2 separate regions of the Mus musculus genome follow, and region 1 is linked to region 2. A link is a loop called in an ENCODE intact Hi-C map of the cell type or tissue named here. Cell type or tissue: left cerebral cortex. All regions are shown on one strand. Each heading gives the region's core, and the rest is flanking DNA. Links, peaks and the distances in the headings are about the cores only. Region 1 has its middle 120 kb from the start of Gm41205. Region 2 has its middle 65 kb from the start of 4930429C20Rik.

Region 1 (10,906 bases), core at 5,119-7,618, 810 kb before region 2:
TTTTCCTTTTCTTTTTCTTTTTCTTTTTCTTTTTCTTTTTCTTTTTCTTTTTCTTTTTTCCTTCCCTTCCCTTCCCTTCCCTTCCCTTCCCTTCCCTTCCCTTCCCTCCCCTCCCCTCCCCTCCCCTCCCCTCCCCTCCCCTCCCCTCCCCCCCCCCTCTCTCTCTTTCTTTCTTTCTTTCTTTCTTTTTTTGGATATTTTTCGAGACAGGGTTTCTCTATGTAGTCCTGGCTGTCCTGGAACTCACTCTGTAGACCAGGCTGGCCTCAAACTCAGAAATCTGCCTGCCTCTGCCTCCTGAGTGCTGGGATTAAAGGTGTGCATCACTATTGCCTCCTCCCCTCTCTCTTTCTCTCTCTCTCTCTTATTTATTTATTATATGTAAGTACACTGTAGCTGTTTTCAGACACACCATAAGAGGGCATCCGATCTCATTACAGATGGTTGTGAGCTGGGAATTGAACTCAGAAGAGCAGTCAGTACTCTTAACCGCTGAGTCAACTCTCCAGCTCTAAGTTTCTCTTCTTTTATGTCATGAGTATATGTACACTTTTATATATCATTAGAGTCTAAGACCCATAAATTTGATAAAATGAAGTATTTTTATTTCTGAGACAGACTAACTTTGGTAGATATGATTATCTCTAGTTGTATCCATGCCTCTGTCCTTCGACATCTACATTGGTTCCATACCTTAACTATTGTACGTATTGTATTGCTGTAATAAGTATCTCTGTGACACATTCACTTGGGGTGTTTTGGGTTAATACTGGGAAGTGGAATAGCTGGGTCATATGTTAAATCAATTCTGCTCTCTTGATGAATTATCATATTAGCTGGACTACTTTACATCCAGACCACAAGTGTCTAGGAGTTTTTCCTTTGTTTTATCTCCACCAACATTCGTTGTTACTTGTTTCTCAATGACTGCCGTTCTAAGGGGTGGGATAAAATCTCAAGGTAATATCTCTCTCTCTCTCTCTCTCTCTCTCTCTTTCTTTCTCTGTGTGTGTGTGTGTATTCATGTGAGTGTCTGTTACTCTGTGTTCTTTTGTGTTTGTGTCTGTGTGTGAGTGTATGTGTCTGTGTCTCTGTGTATGGCTGAACCAGAACTCTTCGTTCTTCTGTCGCCATCTCCCAAGTACTATGATTACAGATATACACACCATAGGCAGCCCATTGACTCAGCATAGATAGAATCCTTCATTCTGCATGTAGCTGTATGGAGGGAAGAAAGTTAGGAACATAGCCAGCTCCATACTCCTATGTATTAAGTCCTGTGCCACTCCCACTTGAAGTGAATGGCAAAAAGTGCATTCTTTTTTTTTTTTTTTTTTTTCAATTTGTGTTTTCATGTTGGTTCAAGCCTTCCTGAGCAATACTAGGACAGGATATGACTTTGCCTGCCCTGGCTTTAATTTATACAGCAGATTTTTCTGATATTCTTCCTGACTCCTTCCGTCTAATATCTTTTCAGTTTTCATTTGCATCAACTCAGAGCCAACCCTTGCCTATCTGTACACCATCACCCAGGTTTTAAATGCATGGGAAACTAAAACTATTAACAAACCAGAGACTTTACATAATAACACACAGACAGTGCAGCCGCCTGGAATACGGAACAGGAAGCATCGCCTTTCCCTTCGGAGGTAAAGGACAGCCAGAGTGGCATTTGTTAGCAAAGACTTCACTGCTCCCAATGCGGGCCTGAAGCTGCTTAAAGAGGATTAGAGTATGCACATGCAGATGAAGTTGGGCCCGTTTGGAAACAGGAAGAGTAAGAGAGAGAGAAAGGAAATGGGTCTACTTTTGTTTTTTTGTTTTTGTTTTTGTTTTTTTTTTTTCTATCTCCTCCCAGCCTCAGGCTCAACATGGAAGTTAGTGAGAGGGTCCGATCCCCTGAAGGAAGCCGACTCAGACAGCAAGTTCACGTTCTCAGAAACGGGCCTGGCGGCCAGGTCTCCAATGTGCATTTCAGCTTTTCATGTGAAATCGGGGGCAGGGAAGGATGAAAGAATCTCTGCAAAGAGGGTCAGAAAACGAATAAAAGCGGGAGGCGGGATCTCCAGGATGCTCTGTCGCTGAGCGCAATCCAGGCACTGTCTTCATGTGTGGGCACAGTCCTTCCCCGTCTAGCCTTGGCTATATGGCTTTATGGTGTCAGAAGTACACTCCTGCCATAGACTCTGGAGACCTTAGATCTCTGTCTTGATACATATACATATACACATACACATACACATACACATACACATACACATACACATACACATATACATCATGTACATATACATTTGTATATATAGTATATGTGTGCATATGTGTGCATGCACGTGTAGATATATGAGCACACGTGTGCATGGAGGCTGGAGATTGACTTTGGATATGTTCCTTTGTTTCTTTCTAGCTTAACCTTGAGAGGGAGATACTGAACCTGAACCTTACTGATTCTGCTAGATTGCCTGGTCAGAGAGTCTCAGGATCCTTCTGCTTCTCCCTCAGCAGGGCTGGGATTACTTGTGTGCACTGCTGTGCCTTAATCCATGGCACAATCATTTCTATGGTCTTTTCTCAGTGTCAGGCAAAGGTTAGATGAAAGGACTTTTCCAATTTCTTTGACATTCCTCTGCCCCTATTTTAGTTTACACCCCTTCACTTTCCCAATAGCTCAAGGACTCATGCCCCAGAGTTACATAACAGTTTTGGCCCCACATTTTTCCTTTAAGGGTGTTTCTCATATCTTTCTAGCCAACACTACATTCTGTGCCAGACTATCACTGGGGCTAGTGTCATCTGAGCCAGTTCCCACTTTGCAAGACAGATGGTTGCTTGTGCTTCAAGACTGTGTGGCCCATGACAACTAGTCTTGTGACAACTGGCAGAGGGGAGAAAGAAAGGAGTTGCCAGCTCTTGGGGTGGCTGAGGAGGGTCTGGGACATGAGAGACAGGAACTCACTACAATCCAGTCTTTTGAAGCAGGATAGGGGAGGAAAGGGCTGGGTCATGGTGGGCTGTTCATGGCAATGGTACCATGGGAGGTTTTTCTAAAAGTCTTGAGCAGGTTGGAAGAAGGTGGAAGAGTCCTGGGCCCATAGAGCAGCCCTGCATCACCAGAGCCTGCAGCAACACACTATGGTCTGGCCTTTTCCATAGTGCTGGTGTCCTATAAAACTGCAAGGCTGCTCTGGGCTCTGCTCTATCCTATGGATCACAAAGCCCCTTTTCAGGCTGAATTTCCAATGAAGAAGTTGGCTGGGCTGCAATCATATTAGTTGCAATAATTATGCTAACATTTGTACACATAGAGAGGAGGCACATTTGTACCACAGATGCCGAGTGAACCTCGGATGCTCCAATTACAGGACACATTTGCTCATGAACTGACTGCCAGAAAATGCCCTCGTTGTTATTCTGACAACAGGAGCTACCTCATTCCTCTTCCCCTTTAGAGTAAAAAGGAGGAGGAATGAAGTAAAAGACTATTGCCTCCTTCTGCTAATACCATGACTTAATTCTTCTTCTAAGACTGAAGATGCCTAATGAGGTGGGTGCTGAGCCCAGAACAGATGAAGGACATTAAGTCATGGCTGTTCTTGGTTTCACAGAGTTTCCATGTACCACCAAAGTTTTTATTCATAACACCATATATAATTCAAAGCTAAGACACTATGATGAGTCAATATTGATACATCATTATTAAACGTATCCACCATTATCTATATCACACAAAATAGTTTCACAGCTCCTGAAGCTGCCCTGCCTTCCTCCTATTCCTTCTCTCACTCTCTCCGTGCTTCCAAACACAGGCAAGTGCTTTTTTCTTTTTCTTTTTTTTTCTTTTTTGTGAACTTGATACGTGAACACTATATTTATACCAGTCCCAAACCGTTCTTCCTCCATGTCCTTCCATGTTCCACCCTTCCTTCTAGATTCATAATATCTTCTTTAATATTTTTACATGTGTATGTGTGTATATACATATGTATGCATGTATGCACGCATGTATAGGTAGTCTGCTAACTATGTTTCTTACTGCTCACAAGTACATTTATTCAGGGCTTAACTCTGTAGGATTGGATAACCTACGTAGGAACTCATTCCTTGAGAAAACTGATTCCTTCTTAACAGCCATTGGCCTCATGTAACTCTTCATCTAGACGTGGGGCCAGGTCTATGTTGGCATGCCAACTAATGGGTCATTATAGTGATCTTGTTCAGACAATGGGATTTGTGAGATTTCCTGGATGATGTCTCCCTGTGTGATCTCAACTTAACCCAAACTAGAGTCACTGGAAAGGAGGAAACCTCAATTGATAAAATGCTTCTATACAATGGGGCTGTGGGCAAGTCTGTAGGGCAATTATTATTATTATTATTATTATTATTATTATTATTATTATTATTATTATTTAGTGATTAATGGGGAAGGGCTCAGGTCATTGCAGATGGTGCTCTCCTGGGCTGGTGGTCTTGGAGTCTATATGAAAGCAGGCCAAGCAAGCCATGAGGAGCAAGCTACTAAGCAGCACCCCTCCATAGCTTTTGCATCAGATCCTGCCTCCAAGTTCCTGCCTTATTTGAGTTCCTGTCCTTGATTCCTTCAATGACAAACAGTGATGTAGAAGTGTAAGCCAAATAAATCTTTTCCTCCTCAACTTGCATTGGTCTTGGTGTTTTATCACAGCAAAAAAAACCTTAGTAAGATACCCTGTCAAGATTGAGGGGACACTATCTAGGAGCAGATGTCCTGATTCTCTGGCTCTTGCAATCTTTTTGTTCCTTCTTTTGAGATTTTTTCCCTGAGCCTTATATGATTGCAGTGCAAATGTATCAGTTGTGGGTCACTTATTTTCTGCATTTTTGACTCTATAATAATCCCCATCTATTGCACGAAGAAGCTTACTTGAAGAGAGGCCAGAACTACATTTATCTATAGGTATATAGGTATATAGGATAGATATTTAGAATACAATTAGACATATTGACAACCACTCTTTCCATTATCTCTGCATAGCTTTGGCTTTTCGTGTGTGTGTGTGTGTGTGTGTGTGTGTGTGTGTGTGTGTGTGTTTTGGACTCACACAGGCCAGTTTTCAGTTTTTCTTGTATTTATTCCTTCCCGATGGAGCCGAGACTCTCCCATCCTCCATGGTCACCCAGGCACAGACTTGTACTGAGAGACTGTGATATACAGGATAAGAAGGTTCTCGATTAGTAAATAGAGTTGATCTACCATCAGCCCAGAGGGGACAGAGTACATCTTGGCAGTTCCCTTTTAATCACTAATGCTTTTGATGATGAGCCGGGGAACGACTTTTATCATTTAAGCCAACTCTCATCTGTTGTTGATGGCTTCTGAATAACGGAAATGAGAAGAAAACAGCTTTAAAAAATCTCTTTGAATCTGTTACACAGGGACTGAGAATGACCCACATTCACCTGAAACAAAGCTTCCCTGTGGAAGTGGTGTGGCCTTCATGTGATGGAGCAGTGACTGTAAGCCTCCCTAACCCTGTGCCCTGGGGCTCATGTGGTGATGGAGAGGACTCTGGCCCATTGTTACCTAAAAGCACAGCAAGAGGAGGGAACCCTGTGAAGGATGAGCTAGGGAAGGACGAGCCTGTGTGCCATCTTGCTGAGTTATTTGTCAGATTTATGAGCGCTGGTGGCACTTATCAAAAGTGACGTTTATTGGGTGTGAAATGTTCTCATTTGTTAGATAACACAAGCTGTTTAGTATTAAAGCGACTTTCACATGGCACAATCTCCTCTGTCATTAAAGACCTCCTAGGATTAATTATTGAGATCTATGCCCAGATGCCTAGACGCCTCCCAGAACCATAAACTTATCAATCACACATGAGCCAATTGCCAAGACATTTTCCTCAAAGCCACTGTCTTCCTGCGAGAGGGGCGAGGACAAGGCCAAGGAACAGTTAGTACATATAAGTGCTCCTGGGAGACCTGAGATCCTGACCTGGGTCAAGGCTGTCCTGCTTCCTCAAGCTTGAAGCTACTACAGCTAGACCTAGTAGACACTCAGTCACTCAAAGCAATTTAGCACAAAGGTCTCTATTAGTTTACTCCTGTGACAAAATACCTGACAAAACTATAAAGGAGAAACATTTATTCTCCTCACTAGTTCAGAGTTCAAGTACACCTTGGTGTGGAAGGCATGATGTTGGTTCACAGTGGAGGAATTGTGTGGCCAGGCTCTACTTACTTCACGGCACCAAATAGAGATAACAGGAAGTAGGTTTAACCTCCAAGGGGCCACTCCTAGTACCGTCTCCCCGATAAGACCCATTCAAAGTTTCCACGACATCTCAAGACAAGTGCCATCAGCTGGGGACCAAGTGTTCTGACACCAGAGTCTGTGGGGGAAGAGTTCTCATTTAACCATGACTGGTGTTTTCTTTGTCATGTATTACTTCCTTGGGGTTACATGGGACATCTTGTCACATGGTAGGTCCTTAATAATGATGAATAGCAGGAAACATCTTGTCCTAGATTATAAAGGACTCTGAGAATGAGCTAGTACTAGGAATCCAGTTTGCTTTTTCTGAATCCAGTACATCCTGCCTTTGACCTTGTTCTTTAGAATACCTTCTCAAGACCCCGACTCCTTAAGGCATCAGAATAGAGCTTCCTCTACAGGTTCATGTGTAGTATGTGTAGCTGCCAGCAGGTGGTGCCATTCTCAGAAATTAGTAAAACAGGAGATAGAGGCTGTGGAGGAGCCAGAAGTGGGGTTTTGTGGTTGTTTTTTAATTTTATTTAATTTTATTATTATTATTTATTTATTTATTTGGTGGTGATGGTGGTGGTGGTGGTGGTGGTGGTGGTGTTCTTTCTCATCCTCTGTTGCCTCCCTATTTAAGGTGAACAGCTTCCTCCACTAGGTTCTCCCATCACCATGATACCCAGTTGCACCTGAAGCTCAGAAACATGGAACCAGCTTTCTAAGGGGTAAAATCGTGAACCCAATAAATCTTTCCTCTTCGTAAGCCGTTTATCCCCAGACATTTGTCATAGCAAAATCAAGTTTGAATAACACAGGGGCCATAAGAGAACACCAAGCTCAAATGTAAGACAGTCTGTCAAAGCACCAAAATTACTTGCAACGAAGGTAGAGTTCACTCAAAAGACCCTGCAATTATTGCTAAGAACCCCAGGGCACAAGATAAAGAATGAATCCATAATGCTACAAGTTGGATGAAGGTGCCCAGGAGGAAGAAATTTTATGGACATCTAAAATACTGATATATATCAGGTAATAAAGCTGTTGAAGGCCAATAGAAGTACCCCCTCTATCACAGTGTAAGCTGTGTGGTTTTATTTTCAAACAGACACCATCTGCACCACAACCATAGACCAAGGCATCTCACCTTTTACTTGGCTGAGAAAGTCTTTCCACTGCATCTGTCCATCCTTACTCCAGTGCACCAAACATTCCACAGCCACTGTCTTAAACGTTGTATTGGCTTGTTGAATTTAAGTACAATGCAAAATCTTCATCTGGACCCAGAAGGCTTTCTAAGATGCAGCCCTTGAGTGCTTCGTGAATTCATTGCTAACTGATATCTCCCTAGTTGTCTTCAACCACACCGGGCTTCTTCAGTGGACCATCTTTCTATTACTGAAAGGTTTTTTGCAGTATGTATGGAAGGGTGTGCATTTTTCCTCTACCCTTCCACAGACCAGTTCTTCTGCATCCTTCCATGTCTTCCTGGTATCTTTGGAAATGTGGTCTCTCCATTAGGGTTCTTTTGCACTTAAGCAGCTAAGTAAAAGGTGAGATGCCTTGGTCTATGGTGGTGGTGGAGATGGTGTCTGTGAAGATACACCATGACCAAGGCAACTCTTACAAAAGAAAACATTTCATTGGGGCTGGCTTACAGTTTCAGAGGGTCAATCCATTATAAACATGGTGGGAAGCATGGCAGCATCCAGGCAGACTAGGGGCTGGAAGCTGAGAGTTTCACATCTTGATCAAAAGACCAAAGCAGGAGACTGGCTTAGGCAGGGAGCCAGCAGGAGGGTCTCTTCCACACAGGATGGAGCTTGAACACTAGGAGACCTCAAAGCCCACCTACACAGTGATACTCTTTCTTCTACAAGGCCACACCTATTCCATCAGAGCCACATATCCTAATAGTGCTATTTCCCATGGGCCAAGCATATTCAAACCACCACATGTGGTTTCCTTAGAGACGCCATGACCTTAATTGGGTTCTATTTATTCTTTCTTAGTAGTCCTACCTGCTTTCTTCACAATACCTATTATTTGTGGTTTATTTTTATGTGTGTTTATCTCTCACCTTTCATCTCTCACAGGCAGGGAATGTTGTATTTACTGTGCCAACAGCACCTAGCAGCTCAGCATGGTGCCTGACCTTACATCAGGCATCTAAGAAGTACCACTCTGCTGCTTGGAAGGAAGAATATGTTAGTGGCTATTTAAAAATTAAAACAAAACAAAACAAAACAAAAACCCTTTGTTTTCTGAGATAAGTTATTTGTTACATAGTTACGGTTAGCTTAGAATTCCCAATCCTCCTGCCTCTGAATCCTAAGTGTTGGGATTACATACATGTGGACTGCCATGTCCCACAATATAGTGCATTTTTAATGTTCCCAAGAGGAGTTTAGCATCCATTTGTGTGGAGGGTATTTGTGTATATGGGTATGTCTGTGTGTAGCACTTAGACCCTAAAATTTCAGGGACTTTTAGTTTGTTTCTTTGACACTCAGAGAAATGTTTGACCCACAGATGTTCAAATACGCAAACACAAATATCTGTTGGCTAAATGGCGAGCAGAGGTGTAAGGGATAAAAGACCCAGTAGGTGAAACAGAGGAGTGACCTGAAAGACGCTTTGAAATGGAGTTGGTATTGTTGGAAGGGGGTGTCCCGAGCAGTCAAGGCCACCAGAGGTTTAATAAAGGTCTAAAGCTAAGCCAGTGCACTGCTAGGCAAACTTAGCATCATTACAGAGGCCTCTCAGGCAAGCTCTGACACTCAGGATGGGCTGCTCTGGGTACAAGTCTGTGCACGTTCCCTGTATAAATAAAAAAATGAGAGGTGCTTTTTTTTTTTTTTTCATGTCTGGGTCATTAGATCAGCTGGTCAGTTGGTTCCTCCAAGTCTGAGCAGTCCCATTTCGTGGTCCAGGTCCAGAGCCATCATAACCTAATCACTGATGGTGGCCTTGCAAGGCTGCGGAGATGGCCAACCTGCTTTCCTGCAGTCATGATCAGATTCCAGAGCTCGGTCTGGATGTGGGGGTGACACCTTGTTCTTATCTCTGGATTCTCTGCCCTCATCTTAGCAATCCTCCTACTCTCACCTTGTGAGAGTAGGCATTCACCTAGCATTTTCCAACCCCACAGACCCCTAAATCTTACAGGTTATTGACACTGAAGTACTGAAGGGAACAAAGTGATAAATGATGGCCCCACAACAGGCCACTGTACCTCTGGAGTTTGTGCTTGGTTTTCCCAACCTCATCTATATTTCCAGCCTCCAGCTTATCCAGAAAACCTTTTTGTATCTCCTTCCAAATTTCCCTTCTCCTTTAGTCATGGAAACACTGAAGCTCTGAAGTAGTTTCGTCCATGTTACTATAACAGGACACCTGACACTGGGCGATGTAGAAAGGAAAGAAGGTTCTTTGGCTGATGGTAACATCGAACACAAGTATCTTGTCTAGGATGTAACATGTCAGAGAAGTGGAATGGGATACCATGTGTGGAACCGTGTGTGTGTGTGTGTGTGTGTGTGTGTGTGTGTGTGTGTTTGTGTAAGCAAAGAAGCTAGAGAATGAGGAGGGACCAGGCTTGCTCTGTGTGTTTGGTAGCATTTGTTTGGTGTGTGTGTGTGTGTGTGTGTGTGTGTGTGTGTGTGTGCATTGTGTGTGTGTGTGTGTGTGTGTGCATTGTGTGTGTGAATGTGTGCAGAACCCAGGAGTTATCTTCATGTGGTCTCTCAGGGACCATTCACCTTATTTTGGGAGTGAGTGGGTGGACGACTAACTCACAATATAATCTTCTGAGAGTGGTTCCCCATGACCTACTCATCTACTTCACCTTCCATCTATAATTGTTTTCACCTATAATTTTTAACCCCTTGTTACCCCCACCCCCACTCCCAGAGTCACTACTACTTAAAATTGGAAACCACACGTGACCTTTTCAGGAGCCCATATCCAAAACACAGAAACTTCTATTTAAAAGAAATCTAAGGACTTTTTCTTTTGCTGAAACAATATTGATTAAAGGCTGAGTGCCAGCTGGGTAGGGTGTTAAGCCCTGGGGGATATAATGAATAAGAAATAGGCACATTCTTTGCCCTCAAAAGGTTATAGTTTAGTGTGAGACTCAGATATTAAATTTAAATGCATGAGTAAATACAGAACCCAAGATGTGACATGTGCTAGGTAGGAGAGTCAGAACTTTGATAATGTTTGGTTGGCGGCCCCTCAGGACTCCTCTAGGTGACATTTGAGATGAGGCTTTGAAACTGAGGGAATTGACTGTGCAGAGGGAGGGGTCTGGATTTCCAGTCATAGGCAAGGGAAGAACCCAGGTTCTGTGTGCTGGAGTGGGAACAGAAGCAAGGGTGGGCATGGGAGGATACATCTGCGTAGGTCTAGTTAGAGTCTACTCTCTCTACCAGGTTAAGCATTATGCACTTCACCCTTCCTTCATCTTGGGGTCCCTGCAGAGCTTTAAGCGAGAGAAACTCCATATTGTGATTTGAATTTTTAGAAGCTCCTCCCAGCACAGCCATGCAGAGAGAGAATGAGTTTGGAGGATGCTAATGAGAATGGGATTTGTGCTAGATTAGGTGACAGATAATAGTAGTTTGCACCTGGGCATGAGGGTTGGGGAGAAGCAGAGGGAGG
Region 2 (10,906 bases), core at 3,340-5,839:
CATCACTCCCTAGAATGTGTCTAAGGAGCTGAGTCTATAATCCATCAATGATGTGTAACAAACTGGTTTGTGGAGTGAAATGACTATTCTCTCTGGTTAAATAGTACACATTATTTTAGAAGAAGGGAAGCTTCAGTATTCTCATAGCTTGTAACATTGGGGCTAGAAGCATTGCCAAGTACTATAATGAGTGTGGACAATTTGATCCATCATTTCATCTAGATATCAAAATGGTCCATATTTTAGCACATTTCATCTACCTTACATGTCTGCAACTTTATCTTATGTCTACTTAACACTTATGCATTTCTTTTATTGTGTCTCCCATAACCATAAAGGCCTTATTGGAAGCAACAAAGGCATATGTTAGAAACTGTCTCTTCCCCTTCAGATCCCTTGTAGCTGAATCATGAATGATAAGATCACGATTCATCTTTGCTGACTTTAATATATGCTTAGGACTAGATGTGTGTAAAGGTTCTAACAGTGTTTCCATAAATCCTTTGGGTCCTCCAATTACACATGGTCTATTGCTCATTTGTCCCAGGAACTGTCTGCTGTGGATCCCACTGGTTCATTGAGATTTCCCATGGTGCAATGAGAAAAAAATTAGTGATCAGGTGTGAAAGGCAGAATTCTCATTTAACATAGATTATCGACTTCTTCCTCTTAAGTGTCCCACTTACATAATCCTAAGATGCTGATCCACTTTCCATCATAAAACTAGAGGAGAGCTATAATGTGCCCAGCACAGCATCTGTCACAAGCGGCTGCTCAATTTGTGGCAGCTAATTTTTTTGTAGGGTTTTTATTATAAGAATTAAAAGACTTACTATTCATTTGATTATGGTTTGCGTTTTCTTGAAAGCCTTTAGCCTGGATTCCAGGGAATGAAAAGGGAAAGAACAAAAAAATAATGCTCCTTTGAAACAGACAAACCAGAGCAACGACCTCACAAATTTCATCCTAAGTGTTTGGATTTCACACCAAGAGAGTAATGAGGGTGACACCTGGACCACGGGGAGAAGCGGGCCTCTTGGGTTAACATCATTCTGCTTCATTCACACCGTTGTTAGTCTCACTTTTGAAGTATGTAGTGACACTAATTGGCACATAACAAGGAAGAACTTGGCAAGCAGGTGTGGTAAGATATCCTAAGATGTGGGTGGGAACTGTGTCTGAGAACAATAGGCTTATAATAATACTTTAGAAGTGGCTCTGGGATGTCAAATGGACAAGGACATAGAAACCCAAAAATTCAGCAAGAATAACTCAGGATCAAATCCACTGGCAATGCCTCAGTCCTTTTTTCTGTTTCTCAGTCATTATTTTTCTGTGGCAGAGTGCACTGACATAAGCAACTTAATGAAGAAAGGGTTTCTTTGCCTCGCAGTTTGAGGGTATTGCTTGATCTAAGCCCCCCACAGCAATGCCTACAGATGGGCATAGGTCTTCACAGGTATGTGTAGAAGCTTATTTCCTAAGTGATTACATCAACCAGCACAGGGACCAAAGAGGTCAAAGAAAATCAAGCTACAATTCCACCACCCCATCCATCACATCCCACCTTCTAGAATCAGGATTGCACACACAATGGGATGGTTCACTTATCTCACTGAGTGCAGAAACACCAGTGTACATTGAACATGTTTATGGGACCATTGAATCAATGAGAAAACCAACTCCAGGTGTAGCCTGAGTCTTCTTGAGACAAGGAAATGTCCAGGTCAAATATCCCAGGCTACCTGAGCCTGTGGTCCCAAGACAGCCACACACACACACACACACACACACACACACACACACACACGTTATCTCTCTGCTTGAGTAGGGGAAATGCCCAGAAAAATTCTCAAAACACCCTGACTCAGAAATTTAGTGAATAGAAAACAAATCCTTCCAAGAGGGGTCAGAGAACACAGGTGTTATTAAAGTCGGCTTGGCCTAAGTTCCCTGCCTCCTTTTGACAAGCTTGCCTTCAATTAAAAAGTCAAATTTGACTGTCATCCCAGTATCTGGGGATGGAGCAAGCCATCCATAAAATACCTTGTGTTTGCATAATAATTTTATGCTTTTTTAAGTGCTTATCAATGCTGGTCCATTTTCACCTCATGACAACTCGGCAGAGCATGCGGAGCTAGAGAAGCAGTCACTGGGGACGTGTCACCTGAATTCAGACCAAAGCCTTGTCTCTCCCCAGTGACGATCTTGGAGGAATGGTTAACCTTCCAGAGCCCCCAAATCACCCTCTCTATGGTACTAGTTACTTTTATGTCTGTGATAAAACTTTGGGTCTTGTGTTTCATCATTCATGGTGGAAAGGCAGTTCAGAGAAATCCCCTTATGGCCACAGGGCTATGTAGCAGAGACTTTTCATATTCCAGCAGCCCAGGATGAACGGAGCAAGGCAGGAGGTGAGGCCAGAGATACTTCTAAAGAAAGGTTCACATCTCATGACCCACTTGTTAGGCTCCTCCTCCTAAAGATTTTGTAGCCTCTCAGATTAGTGCTACAAGCTGAGGAGGTGGCACTCCAATTGCAGGCCTGTGAGGGACACTCTGCACTCAAATTGTAACATCTGGAATTGGCACAGTACTAATCCATGCATCTCTGGCTGTTTGTGAAGAAAACAAGTGAATTGACGTATGAAACAGTTATAATAATATCTGATAGACATAAGAACCTGAAAAGTACCTTAGCCTTTGGTGTCACAGGTCTTGCCTTAAAGCTGTTTCTGAACATTTAGACAATTACCACTAACTAAGAATTCATCTAAACCCTGTCTCATTTTCTTACTTACAAAAGGGCCCCTATCCCTCCCCAGTTCAGCGATCTTCTAATAGATGCAGGAAGGAATGAACTGAGGGAAGCCTCTTATGCAACAGAAAGATATGGTTTATGAAGAATACCTCCCTCCTTATTATCCTCCAAAGATACATAGATCTGACACTACCATCCTACTGGCTCCTACTCTCTTCTGGGAGGACAAGTACTATTTAACAAAACCTAAAAGGGAACTGCTGCTAACTGTGATTTACGACAAAGCCTTTGCATCCTCCACTCCCTCCAGGATAAGTCCAGCCCCAAGTGAAGGAAAAAACGGACTGAGGTTTCCAGGTACCACCTGTCTATGGAGGTGGGACATCTACACAGAGAGATGCACCCAGCAGTGTTCTGAGAAGCAGAACTATCAGCCAGCCTTCTCTGACAGCTACAAATTCCTCCAGCCCTGGAGTGTGTCACAACCTGTCAAAAGATCAGTTTGATGTTTACAGTCCAAGATGAGGAAAGGGGCAGTGAAGCAAAGCAGGCACAGTGACATCTGCAGCCTTCTGCCAAGGAGCTGGCGGGGCTGAGGGAGGGAGGGAGGGAGGGAGGGAGGGAGGGAGGGAGGGAGGGAGGGAGGGAGGGAGAGGGGAGCAGCTAGTACCTAACATTTCTTCTGCATTTTGTCTGATGCTGTGTTTTACCCAAGCCCTGGAGCATGCACAGGGCAAACCAAGTCAGAGAGAACTGAATTCTGAACAACTCGAGGATAATAGAACCTGGCTTCAACTTTTCTGAAGGATTTTCCTGAAGATCAGGCAAGCAGACCATCTCTGATCCCTCCCCATTTCTGCCATGCACTGGAATCCCTCTAATATTTCAAGTATTCTAAGGCTCCACATGATGCCTTATTTGAAAAAATGAGTTTCTTCTATTATAGTTATATGCTAATGCTTATAAAACCCAAAGCCCGAGATGAAATCCATGGTGGCAATGTGTTCTGCCCAAGTTGGTTACTTCTCTGACATGACTACAAAGCCCTTCCATGAGACCCCTGACTTTTTTCATTTTTTTTTTGCTCCTCTACCAAATATTTTTATACAAATACATTAAGCTAGCTACTAGACAATCAAATGGTTTCAGACACAGTTAGTGGAAACCACTGCAGAAGTATCTAGAAGAAAAGAAGGGCCAATCTGGCCTGAACTAGTTTCAAGTGCTTGCACAGTAAGTCAAAACTATATCCTCCAGTAACATTTCAGGGACAATCAATTATTTACCATATAATGCCCATACATAATTGGGTATGCATATGATTAATCAAAGGCATTATGGGAAGGAGCTTGCACAGTAGAAAAATGATTATATAACCTATCCATCAATAAAAATAGAGAAGCACCCAAACTATTCCCCTTTGTACCAACCCCTCCTTCTCAGTCTAACTATTTTAAATATACATATGTCCCAAATATTGAATGAGACACGCATGTGCTATAAAAGCCATTTGTTGCTTATGTGAGAGTCTAGTTTAACTCGAAGCCCGTGTTTTTATTTGCTAAATTTGGCCATGCTAGGAGGATGGCAGGTGGAACATGGAGGTGGAGTAGGAAGAAGAAAAGAAAGTAGGGAGAAATAGACAAGCGACAGCTTCCTTTGTGTGCAGGAATGGAGACAAATTAGGCAACACAAGTATAACTGGCCCCAGATAATGTATGCTGTCCAGCAGAATAGTTGAATTTCCATTGTTCCGAGGTTTAGAAGGGTTGAATGACTCGCCCAAAGTCACAAGATTTTGACAGGTCCAAGATTATAGGCCAAGCAGGACTGGATCTCAAATTTCTCTTCTCTGGGATTTCATTCCTGGTGTCCCCGATGACCAGCCAACTTCCTCTCAGGACCATCTTCGGTGTTAAACCAATATAACTTTCTGTAGTCATGGAAACACTTGACATTCCACTCTGCCGAATGATAGTTTGGCGTTCCTGCAGCTACTGGGCACTTGAAGTGAATGTGGCTAGAGATATTTAAGAACTATTGTTTTCATTTGATGTTCATGTGCAATCATTATGACTCTAAAGGCCACACGTTGCTAATGGTCACTTTGTGGGAAGCCCAAGCCGTTGCTCCTGGCCAGACAGCCCTGCCAGCTGCTCCAGGGCCTGGATATAGCATCTCCTGGGTGGACCTCCAAATCACAATGGAACATTTGGAAGTCACCTTCATTCTCCTCCTTATTTCTAGGATGGCAAATCAAAAAAAGTAGGGCAGGATAAAGCAACCAGGACCTAAGGCTACTCTGAAACAAAATGAGCTAGACTAGCACAAGGAAATCAAAACTCAGTGAACCCCAGTACAGACAAAAACACCCATAGCTCCCCATTTAGCCTGAACCCCATTTCTAAATGTCCACCAGAATAAGAAGAAGGGAAAGGTAATCCCAGGAAACGCCATAAAATTCTAAAAGACCAAAGAAAAAGGACCATTCTAGTACAAATTCTTGCTGAGTGCACTTCTCCATGACCTTGGAATTATAATTGCATCAGCCCTTACTATCAACACACCCGAGTAATTATAGTTAGCTATGGCTTCCCACTGAAATTGGATATTAACTTTTTATCATGGCCACTCAGAACAGCATGGACACAACCTCAGCATTAGGGAAGCCTGGAGTCTTCCATAGAAGGTCAGCAATCTCCAGGACCTCCTTTGGGGCAGCTGGGCCTCATCAGCCTTCCTACCGACTACCATATGTGCTCATCCTGTCTTGATTATATCCTGCCTAGGAGCATCCTGAAAAGGAAAGGGGCCCTGAAATTCAGTCCAACCTCACCAGCTAAGCCCTGCATCACAGAACAGGTTTTATTAACTCAGAACCACTACCTCCATCCACAGCACCGAATGACTTCGCACCCCATGTTGCTCTTTTCTGAGGTTCCGTTTCTTTTATTATAAGATAGGGAAGAGAAAGCTTACCTACTCTGTCATCTTCATAAGGACGCTGTAAGAAGCAGATGAGGTCATGGCTTCAAAAGTACTTTCTATTCTCCACAGCCTACATGAACATCAGGCTTTAATTGTTTGGCTGGCTCTCAACCCAGGAGTCCTCTGGGAGGCCGAGCTACTCATCTCTCCCCGGCCCACCAAGCTTGCCCTGGCACTCACAGGTTGTCACGCTCCATCCTCAGCACTCAACAAATCTGCAAATCCCATGTGAGCGCTCATGAACTGTTGCAATTGGGGAAATATACATTTATATGTTAATTTTTCTGACTTCTGAAAGTGTGTGCGCATACATTGTCTCATTTGAACTTCACGGTCACTGTGTAATTTGTAGGGAAGACACAATGCCCACTTTGCAGGAAAGGGAACAAATTCAGAGGTTTGGAAAGCCTCCTTGAATTGAATAAACTTAACTGTATGCCTCTGTGAGAGAGATGGGGGTGGGAGTTTGTCTACCAAATGTGTGCTGGAGTCCAATAAGCACCCAGGAATCGAATAAAATTTGAGTAACAAAGAAGTGTCCAAATATTTTGAAGCCATTTCTTGACAGCCTCAAACCTGGACTCACACAGCACTGGACACCACCACCATACCAGGAAGACCCATTTATGAAGTCAAGGTTAAGTTAGGTTTTCTGGGCTGCCTGGTCTCTTAGACATGCTGGGAAACAATCTAAGGGATTATATTTATTTCACACAGTAGAAACTCAGACTCAAGCAAAGGTTGAGCTGCAAGCTGGCAAGAGTCTAAAGTTATTTTCCTTGTCACTATGACAGAATGCCCAACATGAACAACTTAGAACAAAGAATAGTCTAGTTTGGGGATATAGTTTTTCAGAGAGTTCAGTCCATGATCGCTTGGCACATGCACTTGGGTAAAACAAGAAAGGAAAGCCGGGTGATGACGGCACAGGCCTTTAATCCCAGCACTTGGGAGGCAGAGGCAGGAGGATTTCTGAGTTCGAGGCCAGCCTGGTCTACAGAGTGAGTTACAGGACAGCCAAGGCTATACAGAGAAACCCTGTCTCTAAAACAAACAAACAAACAAACAAACAAACAAACAAAAACGGAAGACAAAATGTGGGAGAGGAAGTTTTTTTCCTTCCTGGCCTACCAGGAGGCAGAGAAAGAAGAGAACTGGAGACCCAGTAGAAGCTTCCATGGTGAGCACTCAGACACATGACTTCTCTGGCTACTACCCACTTCACAAAAATTTCTACAGTCTCCCAAAATATGCCTGCCATCAGCTGAACTAAACCTTCAACATGTGAGTTTGTAGGGGAAAATTACAGATTCATACCGGAACAGAAGACAAACTCACATATGACCCCACCCACAAGTGGCTAGATTAGGGAGCCAACCTGGGATTTTTGCTTTGTGGGATCCCTGAAGCTTTCTCCACAGTAGATAAATAAATAGGATTTCTATGGCTATAAACATGATGAAAATTGCCCAGCAAATCTATTTTCAAGACAACCCCCCAAACAGATCATATTAAAATCTCCCAACAGGGGCTCAGTTGTGAAAGTGAAGGTTAAAAAAGAAAAAAAAAAAAAAAAAGCTCCCAAGTCAGATTGTGTGTAAAGTGTTTTCCCCTAGAGGACATGGTACAGAGATGGTTTTAATTAACTGTGCATTTCATTTAAGCTTAGCAGGCGTGTTATTGTACATTAAATAAATACCAGTTGGTTATTAGAACATATTTACTTCTAACTCAACAGCAACAATAGGTTGTAGATACAGATTTCCATTAAACCACAGTCTGGTACATTTATGCTAGATAATTGATTGTTCTGTATTCAAGATATAATAACTGCTTTATTAAATTAAGAAATGTTCCTCTTTTCGTAATTTATAGCACACAAATACTATCACTTAGCTAGTCTGTCCTTTGCTCCCAACAAGGAGAAACAAAAGCAGAGGTCCTAGAATTTGTGAGTTTGACTCCCAGCGACAGCTTGAACAAATGCAGATTCTCTGCCCCCTTTCTATCTGAGAGAGTGGCTATAGCATCAGGAAACCAGGGAACTGAGTTTGAACGACAAATAATTATTCTAAATGTCTTATGGGACAGGTTTATACTAAACAATTATTGTTTATTCAGGATTCAAATCTAACTGAGCATCCTGAATTTTGTATGTCTGTTCAGTCCATCAGTTCTATTCCTGAGGAACCATGAAGGCACATGGAGGATGTTTCTATGGATACTACTCTCCACTTCACCCCAGGTCATGTTGTCTCTCTGGGTACTTGAGGTGAGTGAAAGGAGCTGAGTTGGATAAAAAGCTGCTTCCATGACATAAGAAGCATCCTCAACTACCCTAAGCAAAGGTTTTGTTCGTCAGTGACCTCTAACCCGCATTCTCATATCTTTAAGTTTCCAATGTGGGCCACATATCACATGATCATAAAGCCAAGAGGTTGCCCCTGTCTGGCAAATGAGAACACTGAGTAACAAGAAGCAAAATGACATCAATAGAACCTCAGCAGCTGGCAGAAATTCAGTCTTATGGTCATCGGTACAATTGACAAAAAGTGTTTACTAGGTATTAAGTATGTGTCAGACTTGATTGAGAAAAATCCTTCCAACAGTGATGTGAGATAGACATTCCATTATTTTTGTTTGCATGGCTGAGATCAGTCTTGACTTGGGGGGGTAATAAATTCACTCCATGAGACCTCATCCCGTTTTTACTCTTCGGTTTCTGGCTTGCTTCATTTTTTTCTATCCTTTTGTAAATCTGAACTATCTAATGCTGGAAGGCCAGCTCTGAGCCAGGCCCTGTGGTAAACAGATGGAAAGGCTAGAGTCGGAGGGAGTCAGAGGCATTACTGTGACAGACTGACAATATAGTCTGCTCCCAACTCTTAGGAAATGAGTCTCAGTATCATCAATGAGAAACTGGTAACCATGGAACAGTCATGTAGTCCTTTGTATTTCCCTTTCTTGATCTGCAAATTGGACATTATTTTAGTGCTGAGAGCAGTGTCTTTACTTGTTAAGCACTCAATAAATACTGTTGTTGTCAATAAAACTAGATGCCAGAACCCAAGCATCCCATGTCCAGGGAATGATCCTGCCCACAATAAAGATGGCTTTCCCCACATCATTTACCATAATGTTCAGTGGTTTATATCTTATGTTATTCTGGATTCTGACAATTTGACAATTAACACTGACCAATACACTGATTGAACCTCAAATCCATATTAATGACAATTTAAGGCAATAAATATGGTGACCTGGTTTTTAAAAGATTTTAAAAGATTCAAGTATTCTCATATATTATGTTCATAAATCATGCAAAAGTATTCACTATTCCAATACTCTTGAGTCCACATCATGACTCTTAGCCTATCTTCTACAATAGTAAAAACTACCACCAAGTGTCAGGCACTCCCACTACCTATCTTCCCAAAATTAGAACATATGTTAGTCACACATATAATCAGTCACACTTCTATATGCAGCAATCTTAGGTCACATTACGATGTAAACTTGGGTCTAACATTGAGCTATAGCTGCTGAAGTGAATATCTTGATATTTGATTATTATATCAGACTTTGCTCCACAATGATTGAAAAGCAGTTTTTGACAATGAATGAAATATAATATACATTATTGGTTATAATCACAAGATGAATTTAAATTGTATAAAAAATTCAAAATGAGAAGGAAATCTTAGAGCCAGTAGTCAGAGGCTATTAAATAAATTAATTAATAATGATAAATAAATAGTTGAAAGGTGTTAGAAAGATTCACTGATCAAATGGATTTAATAATGAACTCTATTAGTATTTCTATATTAGATATAATTTCTATTTTATAAAACTTGATTGGCAGCACTGACAAAGATGAAAAGCTAATTGAGTCATTTTACAAAGTTGACATATGCCTTATACCAAAAATGAAAAAGTTGAATCAAAATAGGAAACTATAAGCAAATCTTTTCTTACAAATAAAGATTCTAAATTCCTAAGGAAAATACTAGCATATGGGATTAAATACTACATCAAGGAATGATAACTGTTACCAAGAATAACTCATCGTAGGAAGGCCAAGACAAGCTATTCTAAGAATGTCTATTAATATGAAATACCTCATCAATTAGAAAAGCTTAAAATAATCTCAGCAAAGCTGGATGTGGTAGTTCACACCTGTAACTGCATCCTATGCACTACTGAGATGTAAGAATTGATGTGGCTTGGAGGGCATCTGGGCTGTATAGCAAGTTCTGGGCCAAGAGTGCCTCAAAGTGGCATCCATTCTCAGAAATAACATAATAAAATATAACATAATAAAACTGAACAATAAAATAGAACTGAATAATATCTGTGGTTAAAAAAAGCATTTAGAAAAATAAAAATGAAAGGAAATTCCTTTAATTTAATAAAGACTACAGCATTGACAATTACTGCTTAGCTCATACCCTGATCAGTGTAGGTATCCCTTATATCCTACCACAGTAATGGAAGGCAATAAGTAACTCTCAAACTTAGAGCCCTAAAAACAATCAGACTTCACTGATCTTGGGATTAGATTACAATGAATCCATGCCTAGTACACAGGAAACCCTAGATTCAATTCTAAGTATCCACTGTTATAAGATATTCATCACTATTTAGCTCATAAATCTGAAAGCCAGCTGACTGATTCTTCTGATCTTGAATTGGCTCATGTTCAAGAAGAGGCTGGGAAAGTGGGTCAGTGGGCAAGATACTTACGATTGCACAGCCATGAGAACTTGCATTTGGATCCAAGGCATCCCATTAAAAAGCTAGGAATAGCAGTATATACATATCTGATAACTCTGTAGTTGGTGAGGAGCAGACAGACAGACTTCAGAGCTCACTGGCAAGCCAGCCCAGTCTAAAGAGAGAGCCCCAGGTTTCAGTGAAAGTCCTTGTATCAAAGATAAGATGATGATGGAAAATGGAAGACCCGCCATGTTGATCTCCAGCCTTCACACGTGCACATACAGCAAGATCACCAGTCATACATACATTCACATACCTACACAGAAGAGTGTTGACTAGGTTTTGGATGCCTATGACCTCAACTAAGCTGAGCAGCAATAACTCAGCCCTGTCCCAAAGTTACCTTCTCCCAATACAGTACCCCAATAACTCATCCTTGTTC

Evidence for each region. A loop is a pair of places that touch in the nucleus more often than their neighbours do. Peaks named below come from ENCODE experiments on the same cell type or tissue, not always from the same donor. Only the 100,000 strongest peaks of a DNase experiment are listed, where the experiment ranks them.
Region 1: it touches region 2 in a loop (3-fold over the local background); 6 of 42 quality-filtered maps call a loop at or near these places.

What each region holds. Positions count from the first base shown.
Region 1 is chr14:72,295,996-72,306,901 of GRCm38, reverse strand. No RefSeq gene overlaps it. Among named protein-coding and RNA genes, the nearest start is that of Gm41205, 120 kb to the right of the region's middle. In left cerebral cortex, for the core only: a CTCF peak has its summit at 6,668 (motif pointing right); a DNase peak (open chromatin) is centred at 6,681.
Region 2 is chr14:71,480,206-71,491,111 of GRCm38, reverse strand. No RefSeq gene overlaps it. Among named protein-coding and RNA genes, the nearest start is that of 4930429C20Rik, 65 kb to the right of the region's middle. In left cerebral cortex, for the core only: no CTCF peak of the experiment used is centred there; DNase peaks (open chromatin) are centred at 3,977, 4,330 and 4,682.